2 separate regions of the Mus musculus genome follow, and region 1 is linked to region 2. A link is a contact called in ENCODE Hi-C or POLR2A ChIA-PET data. All regions are on one chromosome and are shown on one strand. Each heading gives the region's core, a stretch centred on a gene start or an enhancer-like site at or near the end of the contact. The rest is flanking DNA. Distances are from core to core; before and after follow the strand shown. Region 1 overlaps Ccdc12 (coiled-coil domain containing 12). Region 2 holds the start of Nradd (neurotrophin receptor associated death domain).

Region 1 (2,822 bases), core at 71-2,570, 59 kb after region 2:
ACTCTAGAATGGTATCAGAAGCCCTTTCAACCCCGTGGTGTGTCGTAAAAGTGCTTTAGAGTCTAACAGAGAGGCCAGACATGCTTGGCATCTGTGAGTTCAAGGCCATTTGTAGTCTGTATCTAGAGCTCCAGGTCAGTCAGGGAGAGAGAGAGACAGACAGACTGACTGAGACTAGCTGTGTGCCATGTCAGGGCAAGAATTGGACCAGAGCAAGGAGCAGGCATTCAGAGAGGAGCAGCTTGAAGGCCACCCTTCCCCCTCCCCCACTGGGGTTCTGTCAGCCCCAGGCCGTGTGACTCTGGATGAGTTACTTAATTACGCTGTGCCTCTGATTTGCTCATCTACGAAAACAGGAAGGAATGCTGACCTTATAAAATGTTTGCAGTGGTTAATTGGATAAACTTGATCTTGTTCAGTAATATCAGTATTACTCAATTTAAGTAAGTTGCTTATATAATGTTATCACTCACAAGTGGGAAAAGCAGGACAGAAGTGAATGTTTGCGTCCAACTCCCGAAAGAGCTCACCTAGTCATTGGGACCCTAGTGTGATTGATGCTCTTTTGTTTTATTGACCCTACTTACATTTTATCTCTCCTGTTCTCTCCAAAAGTAGGCAAGATTGAGCTGGGATGTGGCTCAGTTGGTAGAGTCTGTTGTGCTTCCAGTAATTCAACTGGCTGTCAGCTCTCTTGAGTTTTTTTTGTTTGTTTTGGTTTTTTTTTTTTTTTTTTTTTTTTTTTTTTTTTTTTTTTTTTTTTTGGTTTTTTTCAAGACAAGGTTTCTCTGTATAGCCCTGGCTGTCCTGGAACTCACTTTGTAGACCAGGCTGGCCTCGAATTCAGAAATCCACCTGCCTCTGCCTCCCAAGTGCTGGGATTAAAGGCATGTGCCACCATGCCCGGCCGCTCTCTTGAGTTTTATTGAACCAAGGTGCTGGGTGGGTGGTGGTGACTCCCTAGGAAAAATAGCACAAGAGTCAGGTATGAGCCTGGCCCATCACTGTTGGGCAGCAGGATTTGAACCTTGGCCAGGATTCCAGTAAGCATTCCCATAGTAGGCATCATGGAGCAGAAGGTGTGCATGGGACAGTGGACCTGGTCCCCTTACTTAAGCCTCAAGTGTCCCTGCTGAAGTACCGCCAGGGCCACCTGTCCCAAAAAGGGTCCTGCAGTTTGCTTGCAACCCCAACATGGGTGCGGATTGGTATAAGGTTTTCCTTGTCCTCACCTCAGTCCAAGCCTGAGGTGTAGGCTTCCTGTATGCCTCAGGGCTTCCTGTAAGGAGAAGCCCGTCAGGAGTTTGGGAGTTCAGAGCCTCAGTTCTGGGCTGCCCAGGTGAAATGGTCTAGTCTGGCTCCCTGGAAAGGGAAAGGGGGCTGTGGTTTGTGCTGTGCCCTCTGCCTAACCTTCCAGTTGGTTATTTCCTGCTGCTGCTGGGGAGGGTGAAGTCCTGGGCACTGGAAAGGACGTGTGCTCACCCATCTGTACCAGTTGTTCCCTGTTCTGCCCTCCCTCTGCCCCCTGCCCCTCCCATTCATTCTTTAACAGGCAGGACAAGGGAGGTGTACTTTAGAGACTCTCCCCAGCCACCTAGAGAGCCACTGCCTCTTGTCATGCTGTCAATACCATCCCTTCCTTGTTCTGGGTCTGTGTGCCATTGCCCCCTTCCAACCTTGCCCTCTAAGAATCCAAAAGCATTCTGGGCTTTTCTCCAGAAAGCTGTACCCTCTCAAACCTGGTATGTGTGTGTGTGTGTGGGGGGGGGGGGGGCGTTGCCCCTCGAGTCTGACCAGGTACCTGGGGTAAGGATCCCCGTCACACTTGAATTCTCAGTGTGTGCTAATGCTTTTTCTCCTTAGCTCCCAGCTTGCAATGCATGCAATTCCTAGCATCAGGGATCTGGCCAATGTCTGTGGACTTATAAAGGAAATATGTGGGAGGGAGGAGTTACCTGCTGCCTCCCTTGCACTTGTGGCAGGATGCCCAGTTGTACTTCTGGAAAGAACAAGAGCTGACTTGGCCTGAGGCCAGTGCCCTATGTTCCTCTACCACACATAGGATATCAGTGATCCCAGGCTCAAAGCCATGGGATGCGGCAGAAGCTGCATCAGCCTGGCATGCTGCTGCCCGGTCTCAGTGGACAGTGGGGCTAGTCCTGCCTTTCTTCTGCAACCAGGAGCCCTCTTTCCTATCGCTGAGGGTATTTTGGCCAGCATGGACCCCTCACAGCCTCTGTACACATCTCAAGCCTCAGCTCTAGTCTGCAAGAAAGCTGCCACACCCTTTCTCTTTGTCCCCATAGCACTGCCACCTCCTTTGTCCAAGGCACCTTCTTTTCCCCGGTGAGTCACTACCAGAGTCTCAGCCTCGCTGCCTCCTCCCAGTCTCTCTGCAGCCTGTCCTGCCTGACTTCAGACCTAATTCCAGCTCCTATTCTGGGCCTTATCTCCGGCTTCCTTGCTGCTTTGCCAGCTGCCAGCCAGGCACTTTGTTTTTTTCTTTCTCTTTCTCTGTCCACAGGCCTCTATAGACTAGCTGTACCCACAGGAGAGCTGTGGCTCCTGCTGTGACCTACTTCTGGCCTGGTGGTCCCCAGCCTGCCATGTCACACTTTGTGAGCTCTGAGTGAGGACCAGAAGACCCATGCCTATGGCTGGTACCCACATGGAGGCCAGAAGGTGTCTGATCCCCTAGACGTGTAGTTTTAAGTGGTTTTGAGCTACCCTGTGGGTGCAGGGAATTGAACTGACGTCCTCTTGAAGAACAGCCAGCGCTCTTCTCTGCTGAGCCACCTCCCCATCCCTTCGAAGGCATCGTC
Region 2 (2,700 bases), core at 56-2,555:
TGAATAGACCACACCTTTGCTGACGTTATAAAGCATGGTGCTGCCAGGCGCTGCCTGCTGGGCTGTTTTTTGGTGAAGGGGAGTTGTGTAGAGAACTGAGTTGACGGAGCTTGGAGCCTGCTTCTCTTGAATCTCAGAAGGAGGAACTCTGCAGAAATATGAAGAAATCCTCAGATCTGCTGTCAGGAGTCCCTGGGGGCAGCGTGTGTGTCCATCCTGATTCACACCAGGGCTGGAACAGTTTCTCCTGTGTCAAATAGGTGGAGGTAACAACTGGCTCCTGCTAGCCAAAGCTGGTGGCATGGGGTACAGCTCAGGATAGAAATCACCCGATCTCAAAGACCTTCCCAAGTACCTGGGCTGAGTCTGGGGATGTTAAAAGGAGGGTAAAGATACATGGACTGTGACCCTATCTCAGGCTGAAACATCCCTAGGAACTGGTGATCATACACATCTGCCAAAACCCAGCATCCCAAGGTCCCCAAGGCAAGCCCGCTTACACTGCCTAATGCTCCCTCTGTCCCCTCCAGGGCCAGTGGCCAGCCCTTTCCTGGGCAGGGACTAAGTGAACTGATACCTTAATGGTTCAGCAAACTCATAGACCATACAGATCTCAGAGGGCCTGAAATGGAAGAACAGGGCCAACTCAGACCAAGGACCCACCTGGACCCTAGAGTACTAAATCTGCTGAGACCACTCCCTGCAGTCTACGGAGGAGGAGAGGCTCCAGATCTGAAGGAGGAGAGAGATCTGGCTTGGATAAGTAAGAGATTAAAAGAGGCCCTTCAAGTCCCCAACGGCTACTGCTGCATAGCCAATGGCTCTAACACGTGGTGTGTCTATAGTAGGGCTATCAGCAGTTCGGTGCTGTAGTCAGGTAAACCTCTGATGTGGGTGGCCCCTTTATGGACTTTGTATCTTTGTGTCGCCACATTGGGAGTTGGGGGCTTCTGGGATCCTTGGTGGGTGGGCCTGTAAACCAGTAGCAGCAGACAGGCCTTGGAATCTGCCCCACCCATCCTGAGCAGCCGGAGTGGAACTTCTTCAGGGCTCCCCACCCATCTCCAAGCCCAAAATGGGAAGAAACAATTCAACAGCCCCTGCAGGCCCATACACACCCCAACACAGACGCTGGTACCCACAGGATCAGAGCACTAAAGGCGGGAGACAGAGAAAGTTCTGGCCCCTTCCACCTAGCAAGAGCCCGGCTAGTCATTCCCTCCTAACCTTCTGCGGCCACCCCTCCGAGGGTGCCAGGATCCACTCAGCTAGGAAGACGACGGGAGTCCCTGGAGAGGGCAGGTTCCGGTCTGCCCAAGAGTGAGCCAAGGCAAGGGGCGGGCCAGTGGGGGGGTGGTGTTGAAGAGGGGAGCAGGACAATGAAGAGGCGGGGCCGAGCTCGAGGGCGCGGTCCCGCCCCCGCCCCACGCCGGAGCACGCAGAAGCACTCGGAGTTCACAGAAGCCGACACCAGCGTGCCTGGCAGAGCAGGCCACTGGCATGCAAATGCCATGCAATGGACCGCGAGAGCTGAGAACCAGGAGTCAGGAAACGTCTGGCAAAGCCAGAGGCGCCTCCGCTGGCTACACCGAGGCCAGCCTGGCCAGGAAGAAGCATGCCAGGCCAGACAGGGTAACAGAGGCTAAGACTGGGGGCCACAGGAGGCCAAGGACGGCGGCACATGTGTACTCAAGAAACCGAAAGATTACAAAACTAGGCCACGTTTATTGCTGAGAATGGGCAGCGATAGTCACCTTTGAGGATTAAGGCCACAGGTGGTCTTTGTGCTTTCACTGGGACGTGGGATTTGAAAGTAGGGATTCCCTCCCACCCCAGATTGTGCAAAATATGCAGCAGCGGCCTCAGAGGCCGACGCTAGGTCTCCCCTCAGCCGGCGAGGGGCGGGACTTCCTGGTGATGCCATCTACCAATCCCTGAGCTGGAGGGTGGGCCCCGCCCACCCCCTGGTGCAGTAGTCTCCTGGGCAGAGAATCAGGCTCGGGCCGGGTCTGATGTCTGAGCGCCTAGACTCTAGGTTCAGCGAGCCTCGCCAGGATTGTATTCAGTCTCCCCAGAGGACACCTGGGAGATTCGCCGCGAGGAGCGCCACAGCCTCCGCGCGAACTGGCTGCTGCGTACCTAGCGGGAGTAGGGATGGGATGAGATGCGGTGAGCCCTGGCAGCCGCACCCCACAACCCGCCACCCTCCTGCCCGGCCGGCCAAGCTGCCCTCTTCCTCACCTCAGAAGGCTGCCCAGCGCCCACAACGATCAATTTGCCATCTTCCAGGCCCACCAGCACATGACTGCGCTCCTTGGTCACAGACACACTGTGGACCGGCACTTTCATGGGCAGGGGAGGCACGGCGGGCCGCAATCTGGAGCAGGGAAGTAGGTGTACACTGAGTCACAACTGCAAGGAAGCCAGCTAACAGACACCTTTTCGTGCATCTACTTTGTCTTCATTTGAAGTCTGGCTAAGCTGAATTCCTGGCTTATAGAACTCCCACAACTGTGTAGCTAAGGGAGGGCCAGGGCAAGAATCCCCATGAGTAACACATGCTAGTGAGTGGGTAGTATGCACTCTCTATTACCCTGTGCCAACAGCTTCCACCTAGAGGGGCCAGGAACTAAGAGCGGGGCTCACTTGTTCAAGTGGAGGATATGTAGAGAGCACTGAGCGGTGCCCAGCAGAACAAAG

Evidence for each region. A loop is a pair of places that touch in the nucleus more often than their neighbours do. ChIA-PET counts read pairs that join two places held with the same protein, here RNA polymerase II (POLR2A).
Region 1: POLR2A ChIA-PET joins it to region 2 with 23 read pairs in Patski. The contact joins the enhancer-like site here to the promoter of Nradd in region 2. A Hi-C loop is called at or near these places in 1 of 37 maps with a recorded cell type or tissue (left cerebral cortex). POLR2A ChIA-PET finds 5 or more read pairs at or near these places in 1 of 5 experiments (Patski).

What each region holds. Positions count from the first base shown.
Region 1 is chr9:110,682,236-110,685,057 of GRCm38, forward strand. The region is part of intron 1 of Ccdc12 (coiled-coil domain containing 12); the gene reads left to right. Among named protein-coding and RNA genes, the nearest start is that of Gm35715, 8.5 kb to the left of the region's middle. Within about 2 kb of position 1,321, at least 1 of the 3 ENCODE cell types and tissues checked has a DNase peak (open chromatin) inside an H3K27ac peak, as active enhancers do.
Region 2 is chr9:110,623,088-110,625,787 of GRCm38, forward strand. Nradd (neurotrophin receptor associated death domain) reads right to left here and starts at 1,306. Exons shown (of 5, transcript NM_026012.2): 1 at 1,228-1,306; 2 at 1-148. The coding sequence starts at 36. It overlaps Nbeal2 (neurobeachin-like 2), which reads right to left. Exons shown (of 54, transcript NM_183276.2): 52 at 2,647-2,700; 53 at 2,242-2,377; 54 at 1,702-2,139. The coding sequence ends at 2,038.